Regions from separate parts of the Homo sapiens genome. Here region 2 is linked to region 1. The links are chromatin loops, found by intact Hi-C in ENCODE. Cell type or tissue: Calu3. All regions are shown on one strand. Each heading gives the region's core, and the rest is flanking DNA. Links, peaks and the distances in the headings are about the cores only.

What was found. A loop is a pair of places that touch in the nucleus more often than their neighbours do. Peaks named below come from ENCODE experiments on the same cell type or tissue, not always from the same donor. Only the 100,000 strongest peaks of a DNase experiment are listed, where the experiment ranks them.
Region 2: it touches region 1 in a loop (2.7-fold over the local background); 8 of 110 quality-filtered maps call a loop at or near these places.

Annotation. Positions count from the first base shown.
Region 1 is chr6:108,492,108-108,504,366 of GRCh38, reverse strand. All of the region lies in intron 10 of AFG1L (AFG1 like ATPase), which reads right to left. LOC124901370 (a long non-coding RNA gene) reads left to right here and starts at 5,926. Exons shown (of 3, transcript XR_007059698.1): 1 at 5,926-12,259. In Calu3, for the core only: a CTCF peak has its summit at 6,281; a DNase peak (open chromatin) is centred at 6,266.
Region 2 is chr6:108,169,470-108,181,728 of GRCh38, reverse strand. It overlaps NR2E1 (nuclear receptor subfamily 2 group E member 1), which reads right to left. Exons shown (of 9, transcript NM_003269.5): 2 at 10,126-10,271; 3 at 6,806-6,893; 4 at 4,991-5,226; 5 at 3,488-3,634; 6 at 1,310-1,406; 7 at 773-922; 8 at 78-183. Among named protein-coding and RNA genes, the nearest start is that of NR2E1, 9.6 kb to the right of the region's middle. RefSeq lists enhancers at 4,607-5,342, 11,259-12,158, 12,159-12,259. In Calu3, for the core only: CTCF peaks have their summits at 5,897 and 6,099 (motif pointing left); DNase peaks (open chromatin) are centred at 5,738 and 6,038.

The DNA of each region.
Region 1 (12,259 bases), core at 3,257-8,256:
TACAACAACATTAAAATTAGGTCAATTAATAACATTACAGTGGCCTCTGTGTTCAAGTGAAAGGAAGAGTTGTACATCTCTCATATAAAAGCTAAAGCTAGAAATGATTATGCTTAGTGGGGAAGGCATGTCAAAAGTCAAGACAGGCCAAAAGCTAGGCCTCTTGAGCCAAACAGTTAGCCAAGTTGTGAATGAAAAGGAAAATGTCTTGAAGGAAATAAAAAGTGCTACTCCAGTGAACACACAAACTATAAGAAAGTAAAAAAGCATTATTGTTGATTTGGAGAAAGTCTGAGTGGTCTAGATAGAAGATCAGACCAGCCACAATGCTTCCCTAAGGCAAAGCCTAACACAGAGCAAGGCCCTGACTCTCTTCAATTACATGAAGATTGAAAGAGGTGAGGAAGCTGCAGAAGAAAAATCGGAAACCAGCAGAGGTTGGTTCATGAGGTTTAAGAAAAGAAGCCATCTCCATAACGAAAGTTCAAGGTGAAACAGCAAGTGCTGATGTAGAAGCTGCAGCAAGATCTAGTTAAGATCATTTATGAAGGTGGCTACACTAAACAACAGATTTTCAATGCAGATGAATCGAAAGAAGATGCCCTCTGTGACTTTCATAGCTAGAGGGAAGTCAATGCCTGGCTTCAAAGCTTCAAAAGGATAGACTGACTCTCTTGCTAGGGGCTAATGCAGCTGGTGACTTTAAGTTGAAGCCAATGCTCATTTACCATTCTGAAAATCCTAGAGCCCTTAAGAATGATGCTAAATCTACTCTGCCTGTGCCCTAAAAATGGAACAACAAAGCCTGGATGACAGCACATCTTTTTATAGCATGGTTTACTACGTATTTTAAGCCCCCTTTAAGAGCTACTGCTCAGAAAAAAAGACTTCTTTCAAAAGATTACTGCTCATTGACAATGCACTCGGTCACCCAAGAGCTCTGGTGGAACTGTACAAAGAGATGAATGTTGTTTTCATGACTGTTAACACAACATCCATTCTGCAGCCCATGGATCAAGAAGTAATTTTGACTTTCAAGTCTAATTATTTAAGAAATACATTTTGGAAGGCCATAGCTGCCACATATAGCGATTCCTGTGATGGATCTGGGCTAAGTTAATTGAAAACTTTCCGGAAATGATTTATCATTCTAGATACCATGAAGAACATTAGTGCTTCATGGGGAGAAGGTCGAAATATCAACATTAACAGGAGTTTAGAAGAAGAGGATTCCAACCCTCATGGATGACTTGGAGAGGTTCAAGAGGAAGTAACTGCAGATGTGGTAGAGAGATATGGCAAGAGAACTAGAATTAGAAGTGGAGCCTGAAGATATGGCTGAATTGCTGCAATCTCATGATCAAACTTGAACTGATAAGGAGTTGCTTCTTATGGATGAGAAAGAAAGTGGTTTCTTGAGATGGAATCTACTCCTGGTGAAGATGGTGTGAACACTGTTGAAATGACAACAAAGGATTTAGACTATTACATAAACTTAGTTGTTAAAGCAGTGGCAGGGGTTGAGAGGACTGACTCCAATTTCAAAAGAAGTTCTGCTGTGAGTAAATGCTATCAAATAGCATCACTTGCTAGAAAGAAATCTTTTGTGAAAGCAAGAGTCCATTGTACAGCAAAGTTCATTGTCTTATTTTAAGAAATTGTCAGTCATCCTAACCTTCAGCAATCACCACCGTGATCAGTCAACAGTCATCAACATTGAGGCAAGAGGTTGGGTATGGTGGTTCATGCCTATAATCCCAGCACTTTGGGAGGCCGAGGTGGGCGGATCACTTGAGGTCAGGAGTTCAAGACCAGCCTGGCCAACATGGGGAAACCCTGTCTCTACTAAAAATACAAAACCAGGCCAGGCACGGTGGCTCATGCCTGTAATCTCAGCACTTTGGGAGGCCGAAGCGAGTGGATCACCTGAGGCAGGGAGTTCGAGACCAGCCTGACCAACATGGAGAAACACCATCTCTACTAAAAATACAAAATTAGCCAGGCATGCTGGCACATGTCTGTAATCCCAGCTACTCAGGAGGCTGAGGCAGCAGAATCACTTAAACCCAGGAGGCAGAGGTTACAGTGAGCCGAGATCACGCCATTGCACTCCAGCCTCGGCAACAAGAGCAAAACTCCAACTCAAAAAACAAACAAACAAACAAACAAAAAGCAAAACCAGGCATGGTGGCTGCACCTGTAATCTCAGCTACTCAGGAGGCTGAGCCAAGAGAATCGCTTGAACCTGGGAGGCAGAGGTTGCAGTGAGCCGAGATCACGCCACTGCACTCCAACCTGGGCAACAGAGTGAGACTCTGTCTGGGTAAAAAGAAACAAAACATTGAGGCAAGAAAAGCCTATAACAGTAAAAACACTACAACTCACTGAAGGCTCAAATAGTTGTTAGCATTTTTTAGTAATAAAGCATTTTTAAATTAAAGTATGTATTTTTTTGACATAATGCTATTGCACACTTAATAGACTACAGTATAAACATAACTTTTATATGTACCGGGAAACAAAAAAATTCCTGCGACTCATCGGTTCCAGTGGCCTGGAACCAAGCCAGCAATATCTCCAAGGTATGCCTGTATTATTGCCCAGCCTCCCTTAGATTTAAGTGTGGCTGTGTGATCAAGTTCAGACCAGGGAGTGAGAGAGACAGTAATATGATCACTTCAAGGTCTAGCCCATAAAAACACTCTACACAGAATCTTCCTTCTTTTCCTCATCTGCAGGTGAATAGAGAGGACTCTAAGGACTTAAAGGAGAGATGAAGTCTGAGTCCATGAAGGACTGCATGGAGCTACATTTCCTTGTCAGCCTGCATTGGACAGTAATATGATCAAGAAATACATGTTTGTTTATTAATCCTCTAATTTGGGGGTTATTTGTTGCAGCAGTTAGCCTATCCTACTACTAATTTCATCTAGCTTCCTTCATTGCCCTAACAAAAAATGTGGTGCAAATTACAGAGAGTCAACCATTACTGAAAATACAAAACTTCTTAATGTCTCCTTGTATGAATGAGGATTCTTGTTCACATAGATGGTAACTATCAAAAATTTCTCTTCGGCCAGGTGCGGTGGCTCACGCCTGTAATCCCAGCACTTTGGGAGGCCAAGGCAGGCGGATCATGGGGTCAGGAGTTCAAGACCAGCCTGGCCAACATGGTGAAACCCCATCTCTGCTAAAAATACAAAGTATTAGCCAGGCATGGTGGTGCGTGCCTGTAATTTCAGCTACTTGGGAGGCTGAGGTAGGAGAATTGCTTGAACCCAGGAGGCAGAGGTTGCGGTGAGCGGAGATCACACCGTTGCACTCCAGCCTGGGCGACAGAGCAAGACTCCGTCTCAAAAAAAAAAAATTATCTTCAAAGTGGGCAAAAAACATGCACAGACACCTCTTAAAACAAGAAATACAAGTGGTCAACAAAGATAGGAAAAAATGCCCAACATCATTAATCATCAGAGAAATGCAAATTAAAACCACAATGAGCTATCATCTCACACAAGTCAGAATGACTATTACTAAAAAGCCAAAAAATAGCAGATGTGGGTGAGGAATGTGGAGAAAAGGGAATGCTTATACACTGTTGGTGGGAATGCAAATTAGTTCAACCCCCATGGAAACAGTATGGAGATTTCTCAAAGAACTAAAAATAGAACTACTATTCAACCCAGCAATCCCACTACTGGGTATCTACCCAAAGGGTAGTGCAAAAGACACCTGCACTCACGTTTATCAAAAAGACACCTGCATTCACGTTTATAATAGCACTATTCACAACAAAGGCATGGAAGCAATCTAAGTGTCCATCAATGGTGGACTGGATAAAGAAAATGTATGTGTGTGTGTGTGTAAATATATATGTATATATATCAGTATTGGTCACATTGATCAAGATGTCACACATCAAAAATGATATCCTTTGTGTGATACACAGGGTTATATAAGATGATTTGGCAGCATCGATATGTAGTTTGGTGAAAACATTCATTATATTTCTGTATATTATATAATCATGAGAAGAAAAATAAACTTACAAATATATTTTGAAATATATCGGCTGGGCACGGTGGTTCATGCCTGTAGTCCCAGCACTTTGGGAGGCCGAGGCAGGCAGATCACCTGAGATCAGGTATACGTATATGTACACACACACACACACACACACACACACACACACACACACGCACGCACCATGGAATACTACACAGCCATAAAAAAGAATGAAATCATGTTCTTTGCAGCAACATGGATGCAGCTGGAGGCCATTATCCTAAGCAAATTAACAAAAAAACAGAAAACCAAATACTGCATGTTCTCACTTGTAAATGAGAGCTAAACAATGGGTACACATGGACATAAAGATGAAAAAATAGACACTAGGGACCCCAAAAGCAGGGAGCAAGAAAAGGGGGCAAGGGTTAGAAAAATTACCTATTGGTCACTATGTTCACTATTCAGATGACAAGCACCCTAGCAGCCCAAATCCCAGCATTATACAATACACCCATGTAACAAACCTGTGCATGTACCCCCTGAATCTATTATTTTTTTAAAAAAATTCCTCTTCAAATTTTCTTCAGGTTTTTTTGGGGGTGATGGGGACAGGATCTAGCTCTAGCTCTTTTGCCCAGACTGGAGTGCAGTGGCGTGATCTCAGCTCACTGCAGCCTTGACCTCCTGGGCTCAAGTGATCCTCCCACCTTAGCTCCTGAGTAGCTAGAACTACAGGTGTGCTGCACCTACCAATGGAGCCCAGCTTTTTTTTTTTTTTTTTTTTTGGTAGAGATGAGGTCTTGCTATGCTGCCAAGGCTGGTCTCAAAATGCTGGGCTCAAGCAATCCCAAACACCTTGGCCTCCCAAAGAACTGGGATTACAGGCATAAGCAACCATGCCTGGCCTGGATTAAAATTTTAAAAGTCTTAATCAGGAATTTCATTTATCCCATTTCAAGTATCAAAACTGACTTTTAGAAAGTTATGTTTATGGGCTGGGCATGGTGGCTTATACCTGTAATCCCAGCACTTTGGGAGGCTGAGGTTGGTGGATTGCTTGAGCTCAGGAGTTTGAGACCAGCCTGGGTAACATGGCAAAACCTCATCTCTACAAATAATACAAAACTTAGCCACATGTAGTGGCACGTGCCTGTAGTCCCAGCTACTTGGGAGGCTGAGGTGAGAGGATGGCTTGAACGCAGGAGGCAGAGGTTGCAGTGAACCAAGATGGCGCCACTGTACTCCAGCCTGGGCGACAGAGCAAGGACCTGTCTCAAAAAAAAAAAAAAAAGTTACATTTATGGAGGGAAGTTTCTCATTACAAATTTGAAAACATTTTATTTGATAGTTTTATTCAAATTCAATATTTCATGTATATATATATTTTTGAAATAGAGTCTCACTCTGTCACCCAAGCTAGAGTGCAGTGGCGCAATCTTGGCTCACTGCAGTCTCTGCCTCCCGGGTTCAAGTGATTCTCCTGCCCCAGCTTTCCAAGTAGCTGGGATTACAGGTGCATGCCACACGCCTGTCTAATTTTTGTATTTTTAGTAGAGACAGGGTTTCACCATGTTGGTCAGGCTGGTCTTGAACTCCTGATCTCAGGTGATCTGCCTGCCTCAGCCTCCCAAAGTGCTGGGACTACAGGCATGAACCACCGTGCCTGGCCGATATATTTCAAAATATATTTGTAAGTTTATTTTTCTTCTCATGATTATATAATATACAGAAATATAATGAATGTTTTCACCAAACTACATATCGATGCTGCCAAATCATCTTACATAACCCTGTGTATCACATAAAGGATATCATTTTTGATGTGTGAGATCTTGATCACTGTGACCAATACTGATTTAAATACAATGTTGCCACTCACCCTTTTGTTCCCAAGCATTCATTATTTAAAAATGTTTGGGTTATTTAAAGATGTTTACTTGGATTAACTAAAAAATTCTCTAGAACTAAATTATGATAATTTAAAACCCACTGGAGAATTGAAGAAGGCCTATGTGGGGTGAGGGGTCATCTGATTATAGTAATGGCTGCAATTGTTCTTGCCTCCTTGTCCATATCCTTTGGATTGCAACTTTCCAGCTCTTGCATTGTGACGTGGAGTCTATTCTTTACCATGGCTCAACTTTACCACGGCCAACAGAATGAAGCAAAAGTCACAGTTTTCAAGTTCTGAACTTAGGTCTCAAGAGGCTTTGCATGCTTCTGTTCACTCTTTTGCAATACCTCGGCTAGCCTGCTGGAGGAGGAGAGAACACAAAAAGGACAAAAGCCAAGAGAGCATCCTAGGCTGCATACAGCCAGCTGGCCCCACACAGATGAGAAGAGCCTAGCCCAGTGCAGCAAATTGACTGCAGATGCACATATGAACCCAACAGAGATCCAAAGAACTCCCCCATAGCCTGTAGACTAGAGGGTAATAACAAATGCTTATTGTTACTCAGTTTATGTCATTGAATTTTGGGGTGATTTATTATGCAGCAAGAGCTAACGAAAACACTATACTTGCTACAGAGATTTACTAGTGAAAGCTTTTAAGTCATTAGCAAGTCCAGCCCCTGCAGAAAAATATGATCCAGCTTTTATAGTTAAGAATTAGTTTTGCATAATTGATAAGTATATTTAAACACATATATCATCATTTATTTTATGTTCATTTATTTTTATAATCAATTTTGGAATTTTTATGGTGTAATATAAAACTTATTTCCAGAAATAAAACTTATGATTTACTGTATACAAGAACTAGAAGGAAAAAGTTGGTAAATTTTGTGGTATCGTTTTAGAATACAAGACATGGACCCAATCAAATACAAGCAGAGAAATGCAGGGAGAGAGCAAACTGATATGAAAAAGGAATTAAGTGAGACAAGGATTGACTACAATAAAACTAAAATTGTAACAGCATTGCAACAGAAAAAAAATGAATATAGAATTTGAATAGACAATTCATGGAGCAAAGAATATAGTAAGTAAAAGAGGCTAATAAACAAATGAAAAAATAGTCAAGCTCAGTAGTAATAAAGAAATTCTTATTTCAAAGAAATAAGAATGTTATATCATTTTTCAAATAGCAATTTGGCAAAGAAAAATAAATTATGCAATTTGATGCCGGCAAACATGTAATGCAGCATCCATCGCTGCTGGAAGAGCAAATCAGTTTAGTTGTTCCTGAAAACAGTTTGATGGGTTGTAGTAAGAGCCCTAAAAAAAAGTTATAAACTTACACCCATCATTTCACTTCTAGAAATCAATCAGGAGAAAGTGATCAGAAATTCAACCGAAGGTTATACATAAGATTATAACTATGTCACCAAAAAGCAACTTTAATATCTGATAACAGAAGAATGGTTCAATAAATTAAGGCACATTGATGTAATAAAATAATATGTTGCCAACAAATAATGGTGTCCATGAAAAATATTTTATGATATGGAAACATGCCATGATAAAAAAAACTAAGTGAAAAAGCATAATGCAAAATTATATGTTTGTTTTGCTCAAAATATATATGCAGAAAAAAGCATAAGTAAATATATTTAAAATGTTACTTGTTATTTCTAAATGGTTGGAGTGAAAGACTTAGAGGTATGTTTAATAATCTTCATTTTTTTTAGATTTGTCAGTATTTTCCAAAGGAGAAAGAAGCAAAATAATGACAGAAAAGAGTCAAACCAAAATAATGATGTAGAAAAACAACATTAAAGATTTTTATTAATTCCAAAGTATATTTACTGTGCGTTATTTTTCAGCTATTTCATCCCCTGCATCTTCCCTAATATTACAATACATCATGAATATGTAAAATATTCAACACAAAGCATATACTAAAGACCTTGAGGAGCTACAATGCCATTTACATTTGCTGTTGCCACACTCATTTACGTCATTGTACAAGACAGGGAGTTCTATTCACCTCAGTGTCCCCAGCACCTAGCACAGACTAGGGAACAGAGTTTTGCATAACACACAATTAATGAATAAATAAAGACACTATCACCAAGTCTTCAAAATCAATTATAACTATTGAATGCTTAATAAATATGAGGCACTGTATTAAATCCTACAAGAACTTTGCAAAACACAGGGAAAAGACATTTCTCTACTCCTTTGACCACACTAACAAACAACTAAATTACATGCACAGTATATCTATGGCAGTTGCAAATATTTATACTTTTGTTTTGCATTAGTTGATCCTCCTATGTAACTAAACCATAGCATAATACACTTTTTGAAACCATAATTAGTATTGTGAATTCATGCATTGTGCCCTATGAATAATTAAAGCATATGATTACTTTTGAGTACTAAATGGCACTTCAGTTAGTAGCATCCTTGAGTATGTTATTCTAACTCAAAATTCAAGTAGGATTATCTAAGGCTGATTCTTCTTATGATAGATAATGATGACATTCTCCATCTTTCCACCTGAGCAATTAAAAAGTTTAATAGTCTTTGATGTGGCTGGTTATCTGAATAATTTTCTTAACAGGAACAATTAAAATCCACTTACTCGATGGTTTGTGCATTCTCCACTATTGTTTCAAACTCTTTGTTTCTGTGGAAACCTGATGAAAACTTAAAGAACTTTAAATCTATAATGACTTTGCAAAGAGTATTTGTTTTCCTTAATTACCAAGAGTATACAGCTTGATTATATGTAGCCCAGTTTCTCTAACAAACTTAAAAATAAAGAGCTTGCTTGCTGTCTTTTTTCTCCTATATGTGAAATGGTCCAGTTGTCTGCTTTGGTATCGACCCTGGTGCCAGAAGTGGGAATTTTCTCAATGCCACACCAATGTGAAATGCACGAGCATTACCATCAGACCACCTTCTGCCCTACAATGATCCACTTCAGTATACCCAAATGAGCTGTCAGCTGGAGTTTCTTTTTCCTCTGCCTCACTAATGCTCTGCTCTGCTACCATTATTTCAGCTGAAGTAGGACGATTATGATTTCAAGCTCTATCTAGATTATACGGTCCTAAGGGTTACTCTTTATCTGTATAGACTCCTCCTTATAAACCCTTTGTAGGAATACGCTGATAGCTGTTCATTAAACAAACATGCGTGGTATCTTACTTTATTTACATGGCAATGACAATACTTCATATCTTAAAGAGAAGTACCTTTTAATAGAAAATGCTTGAATGGAATTAGGATGAATGTATCCTTTTCAAAACAAACTGAAAATATCACACGAATTGATGTTAAGACTATTTTTATGTGCCAGATTCCAAAATAATAAATATAATAATTAGAAAAACAAGGCTGGGTGTGGTGGCTCATGCTTGTAATCCCAGCACTTTGGGAGGCCGAGATGGGTGGATCACTTGAGGTCAGGAGTTGAAGACCAGCCTGGCCAACATGGTGAAACCCCATCTCTACTAAAAATACAAAAAAAATTTAGCTGGGCAGGGTGGTGCACGCCTGTAATCCTAGCTACTCAGGAGGCTGAGGCAGGAGAATCACTGGAACCTGGGAGGCGTAGGTTGCAGTGAGCTGAGATGGGACCACTGCACTCCAGCCTGGGTGACAGAGCAAGACTCTGTCTGAAAAAAAAAAAAAGAAAAGAAAAGAAAAAAAGAAAGAAAAGCAGAGCACTGAAATGTGTGTATTTGCAGAGTAAATAATTTCCCAAGATTCATATGGCACCTCAATATGAGAAATCTCACGAATATGAAGTCCAAACACCCAGCTGGGAAATATCTCACCATTCTAGAAAATATCACCAATTCTTAACACATTCTGCTTCTCAGGGTGTTCTTTGGAGTGCTGAGGGAAAGTTTTGCCATTTGATTTACACAGTCTCAATGGCAGGAGGTTGGTTCTACCTAAATCTGCCAGATTTTTGCTAAATTCTCATCCCCTTTTAATGGTTAATACAGTATTTTTTTGCGGGGTGGGGGGGGCATATTTTGCTTGTAGAAACAATGACTTAACAAAAAAATCAATGTGACAAACTAGAGGAGGGTACACTCCTCTACTCTACTCGACCAGCTTTGTGTATGTAATAAAGAGATCTCCAAATTCTGGAGATGTCTAATTCTGGGGATCCTGAAACTGACAATTTTCTCAAGACACAAGCCACATCAAGTCAGGTCTATCGAATCAGATCTACCAGGTGAAAAGCACCGTGCTGGACTCACTGGGGCAGGGGAGCAGGGGGAGCGGGGATGGAAACAATTGGCATAAAAACAGAAAACCAAAATGAAAATGTGACGCCAGGTGTGGTGACTCACACCTGTAATCCCAGCAGTTTGGGAGGCCGAGACGGGCGGATTGCTTGAGCTCGAGACTGGCCTGGCCAATATGACAAAACCCCATCTCTACTAAAATACAAAAATTAGCAAGGCATGGTGGCACAGGCCTGTAGCTACACAGGAGGCTGACGTACAAGAATCGCTTGAACCTGAAGGGCGGAGGTTGCAGTGAGCTGAGATCATGCCACTGCACTCCAGCCTGAGTGACAGTGAGACTGTGTCTCAAAAACAGAAGAAAAAGAAGATGAAGAAGTAGGAAATCGTCCTAATTAGCATCATCATCATTAATGAGCATCGCTAAATGTAAGCATCAATACAACTCCAAGACAATACATAACAACTGCAAAAGCATATCCACGACATGGTAAAAATTAGTGGAATGGGTTGTACTAACCACCTGGGACTGAATGAACCAGACTATACCTTGCTAATTACCTGGTATCTGTTGTTTGGTAGACATCTAAAATCTAGGAGAAGTCAAGTTGCTCCTTTTGGAAATGGGATAAACTGGGTTCGACCGTACAACAGAATTAACAACAGCAAATGAGCTAGTGTAGCTCAGAGCCCCCACTCAGAAAGACCCTCCATATTTCTAGAGTTAGAAAGTCTTGCCTAGCTTCTTTATTCAGCTTAAGTTTTCAGCTTAACTGTAGTGTGAGGGGCAGTCAGAAGGCAGAGGGAGTCTGTGAAGAACAAGGCTGCTGCTTTGGTTTGTGAGGCTGGAGGAAATGGGTCTTCACACACCTTGGCTCACCATGTTCTGGAAGCTATCTTCACCACCAGACGATTTAGCCTGGCTCGACTCTCCTCCTAGTTCTCACAGTATCTAAGGTTTCTGAATTAAAGAAACCAGAGGTTTAAGCTTTGGAGTTTATCAGATGCTGTGGGAACACTTCGGATCACTAGGTTTTGATTCTCACGGCTCCCTTGCTAAGATTTGTTTAGCTTCAGGCCAATCCTAAGCAAACCCTGTTCTAGAAAAACAGGAACAGCACAAGTGAGCTGGATAGTACATTACAGTAAGCATTTAGCCTAATAAAAGAACCCATACTTTCCAGATCCAGGAACACAGATAATATAACATTTTTTAAAAACATGCCGTTACAAATGTATGTCTCTCTCTGTGTGTGTGTGTGTGTGTATAATTATTTGATTGGTTAGTTTAATATTTTTGAGAAGCTTTTTGTTAAAAGGCATTTACTTTAACATGATCCTGTACTGTTAAACATGTACAATTCACCCTTTAAAGTCATAAAGAACAAAGAAAAAATTTATTGTAACTGCATTAATAGCTAGTCCTGTGAAATTACTCTGAATATTAGCAATCCAGTAGATACAAAAAAAAAATACTGGCAAGGGGAAGAAAAATAGCCCAACTGTTGCTAGAATTATTTCACAAGCTCCTTTGTTAAAATAATGTTGTAATAACTCCTTCTAATTTCCCACTGGAAAAGGTATTTTCTTAGCTAGTTCAAAACAGAAGGAAGTTTAAACATTATCATGAATGCCTCAGACATAGTGCTGTGATATCTGATTGTCCAGACTACAGAACATAATAAGTGAATGTGGCCAAGGCTGAAATATGTTTCCACCACTTTTGTATTCTCTTTCTGAATATAATGATTTTAATAAGAAAGTATATAATAATGATGAAGTAATTAGTACCAGCATTATTCTACCATAATCATTGAAATCAGTACTTAATCATTAACATAATCAAGCCATCCTGATTGTACCCTCAGTAGAGGGCAGTATTTGCTACATCTCCTTGGGAGGAAAGACTTGTACATTTGTCTGGCTTTGAGATCTACCCAGAAGAAATGGGAAAGATGAGCTGCATAGTGCAAGGTCAGGTTCTAGACTCTCTGACACCAGTCTTGCATGTGCATGTGACATGAAAGGTGAACCAGTGTTAACTTTTTCCTTTGGAAATCAGAGCTAAGTGGCACAAAAAGAGATATTTAGGATCCCAA
Region 2 (12,259 bases), core at 3,238-8,237, 320 kb after region 1:
GGCTTATTACCGCCTGCTCAGGCATTCACAATGGAGGCAATTTTCTTAAGTACATGTTCAAGGCAAACAAGGGTCACCTGGTATGGATGTAGCTGTTGAGCGTTAGCTGAGCCTCATCTTGAAGGGCTGCAATGGCGGCAGCATTCCGGAAACTTCTCAGTTCAGAACCACTATGTGTAGGAACTAGAAATGAAGACCAGGAAACTGTGATAGACAGCATAGAAATTGCATCTGGGAGCCGAGCGCAGTGCTCACGCCTGTAATCCCAGCACTTTGGGAGGCCGAGGCAGGCGGATCACTTGAGGTCAGCAGTTCGAGACCAACCTGGCCAACATGGTGAAACCCTGTTTCTACTAAAAATACAAAAATTAGCCAGGCATGGTGGCATGTGTCTGTAATCCCAGCTACTTGGGAGGCTGAGGCAGGAGAATTGCTTAAACCCAGGAGGCAGAGGTTGCAGTGAGCTGAGATGGTGCCATTGGACTCCAGCCTGGGTGACAAGAGCAAGACACCATCTCCACAAAAATTTAAAAAATAAAAAAAAAGAAAGAAAAAAAGAAATTGGGTCTGGGAATGCACCTCTCTGGAAGTTGATGCCCAGCAGAACATGCAGGTTCCCATAGCAATAAAAAATGGGGCCAGATTAAGAGTATCAGCTCCCTTGAAAACCATCACCTCTTTTTGCAAAGGTCAGTTCAGACTTCGAGGTGGCTGAATTAGTGAGGTGGCAAAACTGGGGAAGGAGAAGAAACAGGGGTCTGTGTCTGCTTACCGGCTTTGAAAGTGACGATGCATTTTAGACAGGCAAATTCAGTAGCATCTAACCGGAGTTGTCTAAATCGAGCCACCACCTCTTGTAAAGCCTGTATTTCAGATATGATCTTGTTCAGCTTCTGGGAATCTGTGTTGTCACCGTTCATGCCTAGAATAAAAATATGGGATAAATACTCTAATATGAAGGCATTTTCATGATTTAATATTGATTTTTGACAAAATCCTGCATATCAATATCTATTCAATTGTCACTCTAAGATATCTGATTCCATGTAAACCGGCTATATTGTATGAAAGTTAATATAAAATCTTCTCTTGGATGATAACAAACACAGTAATTTGCATTTAAATAACAATGCAAGCAGTCATGAATACAACAAAACAACATTATTTGCATTTAAATATAGATTTATAAATGACAGGTATACTCTATTGTTCAGCAGGAATTTGTTATTCTTTACATGTTGTTCTTTTTTCAGTAATGTATTTTTATGGTAATTTCTACAACAAAGTCATTAAATTGTGCAATTCTTACCAGATACAGCCAGTAGAGTGTTAGCATCAACCGGAATGGCCCATTGTGCTATTCCTAGAACAAACAGTTCTCTCCAAGCATCTTCCAAAAGCATCAGCTGTCATACAATAGATGTATAATATAATATAGTGTGTAATTTATAAATTTATAAACAATTTCACTATGTAAATTTCCATTATTTTAAAAAGTGTTTTAAATGCCTGTCTTGGTAATTTTTTCTGAATATTCTAGCTTTCCCTTATTTTCCCATATTTTCCTTTTGAAAAGGTGCCTATAGATATGCATATGGATTTGAGAGTCAGCCATTCCAATTCTCCAAAGTTTCCTTCTCTCAGAAAAGGATTTGCCCCTCTTGTCCTTGTATCCACCCATTCCTGACCACCTAGAAGCTCCTCTAGAGAGCGAGGCTTTATGAAATGCCAGCAGCTCAGCAGGTGGATTCCCCTCACAGAGAATGCTGCTATTAGCAGGGTTGAGGATTCCTCAGACGCTTGCAGAGCTGGGTCCCCATCTTCCTGGAGGGTTGAGGGGGCTGGGCTGGGAGAGAGACAGAGATCACTAATTCCCAAGAGGCACTGGGGGAAATCAGGGTGTAATTATGTTAATCGGGTTTTGCTGAGTTTTCCTCGTCTCACTGCTTGATTTTTCTGAGACCCATAAATGGACAGCATCAAGGTGCTTGTCATTTTTATTCTAATAAAATGTGCTACTGAATATTTAAAATGAAAATCTGTCTCTTTTTCCAAATTAATATACCAGATTCCACTTCACTGCAGGTTGCTTGTTGTCGAAGGATTTCTACCAAAGGGCTAAGTGGCAGACAGTAAGTAAATTTTGTTTGGGTGAGAGTATACAAATACTTATTTTGAAAAAAAATAGCCAGTCTACACACACACACACACACACACACACACACACACACACACAGGAAGTGGTTAGAGCTAACCAGTAAACCTGGTCAAAGATAGGACCTAACTACCTTTAAAAATCTCAAAACTCAAAAGCCAGTCAACTCTAAATGATTTATGTAAAAGGATTTCTTTTGGGAGCTAAGAGCTGAATCATGAAGGCTTGTAACCAAAATCACAATTAGACCAAAGGGTTTAATTTTTTTAATGTTTTATTTTTAGTTTTATTCCATCAAGTACAGGAAATAATTATAAAATGCAAGGTAAACAATATTTAATTCTGGCCATATTTGAAAGGGCAGGCCATGAAAACAAGAACATCTCATGCTAGAAAATGAAATGCTTTTAGCACATTGCCCGATCTTTCCGTAGGAAACATACTTCATATAAAGGGGCACTATTATGCTTTAATTAGGTATGAAATGAATTGAAGAAATAAATCCTTTGCTTTTAGAACTACTTATTAGCCTTTGGAAAATTTGTCATTAATTCCTGTGAATGCACTGGTAACAGCCAATGGTTGGGAACACTTTATTTTCTTTCTTTCCTTTAAGGTTAGAAAAATGTTAGCATTTCTAATATTCCTATCAACAAAATTTCTGGGTCTCAGTACAATACAATGTTTCACTGCACACACTTTTTCTTCCCCTGAATGTCATTTACAACCACGGAATTAAGCAAAATGCCTATTTGTTTACAAAATGTCTAAAAGTACATGAAGAATCAAGGAAGAACCTAGCCTACAGGAGGTGTGCACTGTGCCCTTTGGTTTTACATGCTTATCAATTAATGACCAAAACTGGGAGCATCGCAATGGAGAATATAAAGCTGGGAATATAAAATAATAACATCAGTTCTGAAAAATCTCATGAGGGCATACTCTTACCACCTTCTACTTCTCTCAGTTCCAATGTTCTTAGTAAAACATTGTTTCATCAACAGTTTTAGAAAATCATTACAATTTTAAAATTTGAGATTATATTTGCTGTTCCAATCAAACAAAAAGAGGTAATGTTCTTGTATGTGTGTTTTCACAGACTGGACCCATCCTTTCTGAAATAATGTAATTACGTTTCTTACTAAGGATCATATAGGTAGATATTTTGAACCCACAGGAAGAAGCAAGTAAAAACAAGTAGTTTCCTCACTGCTATTAAGAATGGATGCCTGCCTTGGGTGGTTTACCCAGGGATAGAGGAAGTTTTATAAGGCTGAGTGCTACTGCTTCTTTCCCAGCTCTCTTTCTCCCAAGGCCTCAGTGTGGTCATACCTGGTCTTGCAAAGACAGCGTGGAGAAGGCTGGCACACTCTTAGCCCACTTGATGCTCATGAAGAGAAGTCTGGCAGCTGATTCACACACCGACTCCGTGGCCACTTCATAGAGATACATTGGGGTCCCATTCACTTCATGGGGGTACTGGGTAGGGAAGAAAGAAAGACACCTGGAAGTGAGGAAACCACAGCTTTGCAAGAAGAACCAAACTTTTAATTTCTAATTAAAGCAAGGAAGGGGATAAAAAAGAATTTGGATGTTTTGTTTAAACATGCAGTTGACATTGGTGGGTAAAAAAATCAAACATCGCTGTCTATAGAGTTTGAAAAGTAATACTGGTTGGGGGAGGTCCATTTCCACTCTTTGGGAGCCTCTCCCTTCCAGAAGGCCCTCTGGCTTTTCTATCCCCTGCAGCAAATTTTCCTTGGGCTGAGCCAAGTGCCAAGCCTGGCTCCCAATTTAGACAAGAGCTGCTTGCATTTGTGTAAATAAAAATAGATGTGAAAAAGTATAAATTAATAGGCATCCCAAACACAAATATGCATATGAGTATTTTTAGAAAGGATTAGTATATTATGGAAATATTTCAATTAGACATCTTAATCATTCACAGAGCATTCCCATTCATAACTGACAACATATTCATAACACTACTTTCCAGAGCTTATTATACACATCAAGGGTAAGAAAGCCATATTAAATATTGTGCGTGTGCATGTGCCCAGGTGTCTGGCTTCCCTGCAGTGTGGGGCTGCAGCTGGCCCTCCTCTGAGGGAGATCCTAGGCCCTCATCAGCCTGGAGTGGGGGTGTTAGTAGGTATCAGCTGTAGGCCTGGAGGGTAGGCCTTAGGTGGCAGCCTTTCCAGGTGGTTCAGGCTGTGGCCCTGCTCCTATGGAATCAACCCTGCTGTAAATCCACCTGCCTCAGAAGTAGGTGAGGGGAGCATGGGAAATGAACTCAGATTCCTCAAACTGTTCTAACAGTGTGATCTCCACATTTCGCACTTGCGTTAGAAACTCATGGCTTTGCCCAAGATCATACATGCCAAGATTTGGAATTCTGGAGCCCTTCCTCCAGCTGTAGCCAATTCCTCTCCTCTAAAAATGAACGTTGGTTCTTCTGGTCTTTAGGAACACCTGAGGCTGCCCTCTGGGTTTAGACGAGGTCTCCACCCACCACCCATTACCAGTGGGTGTTTCCTAAAGGTGCAGGTTCCTGGCCTCCACCCCAAACTTGCTGAAATGAAATTTCTGGGGGGATAAGATCCGGAGTGCACACTTGTAGCCACTCGGAGGTTGACTCTACTGTACACTCAAGTTTGAGCACCCCTGGCTGAACAAGGGAGAGCAGAAGGGCTGGAGCTCCATGCAGAGACCCGCCAAGCACCCTGGAGTTCTCTCCCCAGTTTGCCTGACCCCAATCACACAGCTCAGAAGAACTGGGTGCGTCCCTCTCCATTCGCTGGCACGAGTCTCTTTGGGCCCAGCAAGGCCGCTGACCTTGGGCGTGGGCTGAGCCAGGCTCACGAGGGTCTGCCGCTCTGGAGTGGTGGACACCGCGGCCAGCTCCAGGCCGTGCGGCTCCAGCTGCGTGACCGCGGTGAAGAAGGCCGGCGCAGGGAGCGCCGCCGAGGGAAAGTGCGCGGCGGCCCCGTTCTCCTCCTTGTGTCCACGGAAGTAGAGGGCCACTTGCTTGCGGATGGTGGACGTCCGAGGCCCCCGCTCGTGCTGCACGGCTGCAGAGGCAAACAGAGAAACGCATGCCGGCGATTAGAGACGTCGAGACACAGCCGCTGCGGCTCTCCCCCCAGCCCCGCCCCAATGTCAAGTCTGGGCGGGCAAAATCGCCCAAGAGGTGAAAAGAAGAAGGGAGAGGGAATCTGAGGGAGGAAGGGATTCTGAGATCGTCTAACCACTACACTGAATAGATTCGGAAGCTGAGGCTTAGAAGAGGGGCCCGTGCTCAAAGTGCCACGATAATGGCAGAGCCTCAAGTAAGACCAGGTGTGTTCTCCTTCGGTCCAGGGCTCCTCCCCACCAGGGAAGGGGGTTCGCAGGGAAACCAGAGACCCTCTGGGCTGGAGTAGCCAGGTATCCTCGCCCCCATCCAAAAGAGAGGGAGCGTCGCGCACGCCAGACACCTCGTTTCTGCGCAGACTTTTCCAGCTCCGTCCAAGAACAAGCCTCCCTACCCGCAGGCCCCGCCCCCACAGAAATAGCTTTTGGCCTCCGAGGGCCGCAGGAGGAAAGGACCCGAGCCCCGGGATTGCTAGGGAATGGAACGAGGGAGAACCCGTCTCCGAGTATGCTGGAGAAAGGCAGGGGAGATGTGACAATTACCACCAACAGTTTAAACAAACAAATTAATTCAGGGCAATCTTCGGCCTGCCGAGCTTGACAACTTGTCAATACACAAGTTCAACAGGTTGGACGCTCCCTCCGGCTTCCTGCGCCGCAGAGGAAGGGGCTCTCTCTCCTCCTGGAGCTGCCACCCGGCCCGGGCCGCCTCACAGCAAAACCCACTCGCACCCTGTTCCCAGGCCCCACGGTGTCCTCCAGCCCATTACCCTCGCCCCCTGCCTGGGCCTGGGGCGCCCTCGACAGGCTGCAGCGGGGGACGCAGCTCGGACCGTGCTCCAGGCCCAGGAAGCACTCTGACGTCCTGGTTCTTGCTGTTGCGCGCTTAAGAGCCTTGGGAGAGCTGGGTGTCCGAGGCACCCACGGGCGTTACCCTGCCTCTCCAGCCCCCTTTCCCTCTTTTCTGTAGAACAGAGAGAAGGCCCTGGACTCACATCGGCCCAATGGCCGTACTGATTTTGGCATCTTGGAGAATTTGCACACGGGCTGGAAATTCCGCGTTTTCGCGTCTCTGCCCTCCCTTTTTCAACACACCGCGAACTTCCAGCCTGTATGATCTCCTCCCCGTGAGACTATCCAGATTTTAAGATCCTGGGGCAGGCTAGCAGGCTTAAGGGTGGCCACGAAGGGCTGCAAAGAGGGATTAGGACCGGAGGCAGAAAATGCGCGCCGGTCCCCTGGAGAGTGGGGTCCCCCCAAGCGCTGCCTGTGTGGAGATGACTGTGGGGCGCAAGTTCCTGATGTGGGCATGGGTCTTGCCCTGGGGAATTCTAGGGGTCGCCAGCGGCTCCTGCTGAAAGACGGGAAGGATACGACTGAAAGCCCGAGGCCAATTCCCAGCATCTGGAAAGAAGCGCTCCGGGGTTGATTTACATGCATAGGAGTGCCATGTATTTTCTGTACATATAATTTACTTACTACTCAATCAACATTGGAATAAAGGGATGCACTGATTACCGTCTTTGTTCATGTTGACTTCCAAACACTTCTTCAGCCGACACGCCCTGCACTGGTTTCTGTGCGTCTTGTCCACCGGACAGCCTCCCTGGAACAGAGAGCAGGAGGTCAGCGGTCCCCAGGGCCTTTAGGCTGGAGACCCGGAGCCGGCACCCGGGCGGGGAAACGGTGTGGAGGCGCGACCTTGCCCGGCCGCAGGCCCTGGAGCCCCGAGCCTGGGCCTGCAAAACGCGAGGGCCTTGGGCATGAGCAGGGCCAGATCGAGAAGGGGCTGGGACGTCCCAGGCTACTTCAAGAGGGCCAGTCCCGGACCCCAAGAAAGCGGACAAGGGGGAAACGTCCTTCTCCAAGCAGGTGAAGCTTAGAGAGCCGGGTTTGGCAGACCCCGCAGGCCTGCGGGGCTCTCGCTAGGGGAACTTCCGCCAGTCGCGGAGTGGTGGAACAGGGACGAGACTTCAGGACCGAAGACAGCGACTTGGCCCCAGAGAAAGAGGCCACTAAGTTCCTTCCGTTAAGAGCTGGCTTTTGGGTCAGGATTCACACCATACCGCCCTCCCACCAACGATTCTTTCTGCTTTCAGTACTTGAGTCTACCTCTTTCTGCCACTTTCTGGGAGAGCCCGTTTATCTATCAGATAAATCTCTCCCATTTATTCTTCACTCTCCTATTACCTCACTTTTGCTTTTGTATGAAGCCAACCTTATTATCAGCAAGTTGAGAGTTGCCTTAAAGACTAGCCTCGGCCCAGGTGCATAGAAACACAGCCCTTCCTGGAAGGTGAGAGTTTAGGAGGGCAAGGCCTAGAGAAGATGAGGGTGAAAAAGGAAGAGCTCAAGTCTTGAGCAAAATATAGAAATGCTCACCATGTAAACAGGACCAGGAAGGTAATGTGATGGACTGTCAGACTAAATGATAATATGGGCTCAGACTGTTAGCATAGTAACTGAAAAAATAAAGGTAGTCACTTCTTTAGAAATATTTATCTGAGATGCATGAGAAATTAGATGTTTACCTAATGCAATTTTCTGTAAAAACATTAGCCATTGAAAGAGGAAATCTACAGATAAAGTTTCCTTTGGAATTTATTCAGTGTTAGATGTCATTACCGAGGGGACATATGCATAGATACATAAAGAGTCATGTGCATGAGTTTTATACACAGAAAATATTTAAGACATTGTGTGCTCTCCTATATTTATAGAAGTTGCTACTGTTAGATTTGTAGTGAGAAGAAAGATAATAAATGTATTTTTATTTTGCTTCATAATCTCAAAAATTCATATACTCTGGAGTTGGAGTAAGTATGTTTTTCTTCCCCCTGAAGCCCTTTAGGGGAAAATTACACATTCGAATGCAGTTTTATGAGTTCACACTTCTCCAATTTAAATTATGATGATTTATTTAAAATAAAGGTGGGACAGATGTTCATATCCATTTCTAAATGTCCTCATTACTGTTAATAATAAATTGGAATATAATTTAATCCTAGAATAAGAGAGAAAGGAGATAATTTTTGGGTCCAAAGTGAATTATTTAGGGCATCTTTGCTGGCCAATGTAATAGTTCATTGTAAACAGGTTTTTTAAAACTTGTTATTAAATGTAATTATATATCTATCCTCAGATGGTATCTTTCCAGTATTCTTATAAGTATGCAAATGCAAAATGGAAACCTTCATAAGTTCTTAAGTGTGTCTTCAAATCAGATCAAATGTATATAAATATCTAGCGCCAGAGAGAAGGATAAACGCCTCAGCTCTGATCATTTACTCTCCTTGCAAGAAGAACACCAGGCCTGATGAGTCTATTATCAGTCCTTTACAAGCACTTGGACTGATATCAATATGCTTGAATTGATAGCCATCCCCTTCTAAAAGATCAAGCACAACATCAGAGATCTTGATTTTCCAATTCTGTTCACTGCATAAAAGCAAAAGACAATCTAAGTAGAAGTTGGTTCAAATCTGACAACCCGCAGTAATCGCACAATCCTGTGGAGTTATTGGGATACAGTCCTATGCGTGTAAAATGTGATGTGTCCATATGGTGAAGCTAGAAACTGATACAGTAGCCAATTAAACAGGTAACAGGGCTAGAGAGCTCAAAATTTATCTCAATGCAAATATCTTCTGTTTTTGTGGTTAATCCAAAACTATTAGAAAACAATATGAGCAGACATGACTTCAGAAAAAGATGTCAGAACAATTCACTAGCAGCAGACAATATATGCATGTGTATACATGTACCCTATATATATCAATTAGTGAAAAGTGTTTTACTATTTTGTTACCAAAGGATGACTGCTGACTAATGCACCCTCAGGGATCTTTCCACAAGTGAAATGGAGGACTCTGTACTGAGGGTCTGAGTCGCTGATAAGGAGAGGGCAAAGTGTAGGACCAGAAGGTTGATCTCCTTAGTTAAAATCAGCCTATTATTGAGCTGGAAACTGAGTCAAGAGGTTCTGCTCACTCTTTCTAGAAGCTTTGGCTCATATTCAGCCCATGCCAGATTCCTCTGTCTCTTTGAGACAGTTCTGCCTACTCAAGACCAAAACAACCGACTGGGCCCAAATTCTAAGCAGAGAAGGAGGACAGGGATATGGAAGCTTGAGGAGGGTCCCAGTTGCACCTTCCTTTTGAATCTTCTCTTCTTCCTCACCCTGCCCTTTTCTGACAAGGCATAGCTAAGGTCACATGGGTGCTGGATTCCCACTGCCCACTTCCAGAGCAGCCCTGCTTCTCCAGAGTTGAAAATGCACAACCCTTCAGAAAGCACGGCCTCTCTTCCAAGTGGCTAGCACTCACTTGGTGGTCTCAGCTAAAGGTGGTGGTGACCTTGACTCAGATGTCTGTGTGCCGCTTACTTCTGCATCCCAGGCAAGTGATCAGGGGACTGAGCTTGATGCTGCTAGGAGTGAGTGTGGGGTGGGCAGGCACAATAACAAAGCTCTTTCTCCTGCTTGCTACTTGTGGTTTAGATGCTAAATTCTTTAGGTCCCTTGGGCCGGCTTTAGAGCCACAGGGTGTGGGCCTTACCCAGTGTCAAAATCTTTCAGAATAATAATAATTTAAAAAAGTGTAGGGAGGCTCTAGGACTTCAGACTCCCTCCTGTAAACTCATATCTTCCCTTACCTCTTCCCGCCTTTCCCCAGCCAAAGGGCCTCCAAGAGTTGAGGCAAGAAGGAGGGGAGAGGAAGGGAGAGGTCAGGGCCGGGTCTCTCCTCAACTGCGTGGAAACTCAGAGGAGGCCTTGGCACAAACAAAAGAGTGAGGAGGCAGCAGAGCGGAGCCCAGCAGTGCAGCCCTGGCTAAGGTACCTGGTTTCCAGATTTGCAGACATAGGTCCTATTCCTTCGGATGCTCCGTTTGAAAAAACCTGAGCAGCCGTCGCAGGCGTAGACCCCGTAGTGCTTCCCCGAGCTGCGGTCGCCACACACTTTGCAGGGGATATCTAAAATGCGGCCTGAAATCGCAGGAAAGACGGGGAAGGGGGGAAGGGGCGAGAGGGAAAGGAGGGCGGAGAAGAGGGAGAAAAGGGGAGAGGGAGAGAGAGATGCTAAGCAATCTGACCTCTGAAGGGATTAGCACCGAAGCTGCGGTAAAAGCAAATAATGAAGTGATTTTATACCCAAACTTTTTTTCCTTGAGCAAGTGTCAGTTTCCTACAATGAGCATTATTCATGCACCGCTACATGTATTTGGTTCTCTTCTAATCGCCGAGACCCATTTTGGAATAAAAGATGACAGCAGGCCCGGGCGGCAGTGCGGCCCTCCACTGCCTTTCTGCTCCGCGGAAAGTTTGGCCGCCTCCCTCCTTCGCTTTTGCATTTAACAGAGAAAGTTGTTAGTGAGCGCGCGAGGAGACAAACTTGAAATGTAAAAGGGAAAAGAAGAAAAACAAACACGGCTGGAACCAGGGATGGCAGCTGGAAGGCAATCGAGTTTTCTCTGAGCTCCGCCGGGCGGTGTTATTATTAGGATTATTATTGTAATGCTAATACTTGGATTATTAATGATAATAAGGGTAGTGGTAATTGGCCAACTTTCGCTTTACCTATTTAAAAAATGCTTGGTGAGTCGCTTTAGAGAAATTATTTCTTTTAGGAAAAAATTATTTTCTCCGCAAAGTGGTTCGGGACTAGGCAAGGGAGAGGGGAGCGACGCAAGTTGTCGGTTCCCTGTCGGGTTAGCTTGGGACAGGCTCCCTCCATTTCCTAAGCCCTTTCTCCCTAGAAGACTGGCCTCCACACACTTGGTCCTGTGTGGATCTCTTCCTCCCGGTTTTTTCCAGTGCTCTTTGAGCCTGATTTTTTTTTAAATTAAGAATCTGACTGATTTCTCTAGGCTGTATCCCCCCACCCCCCATGGACCCCACCTCAAGAGAACTTTCCCTGGAATCCCCTCAAGCCTGGGGTGGCCACCGACCCTGGAGGAGTGTCAGGGAGAGGGTAATATTTGGCCGTTTAGAAAGGGAGGGATTCTTTTCCTCTAAGGTTCAAGAGTCCAACAAGTGCCTGAAGCGGTTTATAGGGACTTAGAAATGCTTCCTCCCGCAAAACAAAGGGAGTATTAAACTGTTAACTTAATTAACACTTTAATTTTAAAAATAACAATAGTTGATAACAATTGACTTATTAACACTTGCTTTTCTCTTCTTCTACCTATCCGAAGGCCTCCAGTTTGGGCCCCAGCGGCCTCAGGCCTCCCTGAAATTCGACAGCTGCTGCCGAAAGCGCTTGGGTTGGGGACTACGATGGGATTGAGGTGGGAAGGGGCGGCAGTGGAACGTCTGGGCGAGGGGAGTAGGGGAGGTGAGGGCGTGGCGCGGGGAGGGCCTCGAGGCACCGCAGGTGTAAACTTGCTCCTGGAACCCGAGGCGTCCGGGCGAGCTTGCACCGTGGGTCCCAGACTCGTCTCAGGTGGAGGGGGTGGGGGAAGGAGAGCGCGGGGGACCGTGCTTGGGGGTGAGGGGGTGTTCGGTAACGACCAGGCTCGGCCGGGTAATTACAACCCCGCGGCAGCACCTGCCTATAGAGCCACCAGTGACCCGTCAAAAAGAGTAGCATGGGAATTCGGACGGCGACAAAGGCGGGCAGGGGAGGCGCGCGGCGCGGCGGCCACCGGCTCGGCGCCCCCCTCCCACAGGGCGGGAGGGGAGATTGTGCTGTGGGAGGGAGGGGCTGGAGAGGGCCAGGCAAGGGCACAGCGGGTCTTGTCCTCCACTCCTTCGGGCCTGTCACTGCGCCCAAGGGAGTTCCTGGTCGCTCAGGAACCGGGTCTGGAGCTCCGCTGCACTGCACTCACTCTGGAAGCGGTAAACTTGGTTTCCATATCTTACAACCATCCTCTGCTTAACACGCGCCCTCTGACCGCTCCAGGGTCCACGTTTGGGGCCCAGCAGTACTGTCACCCCAGCTGTCCTCTTCCCTGTGGCACTGTTGAAGATGCCAA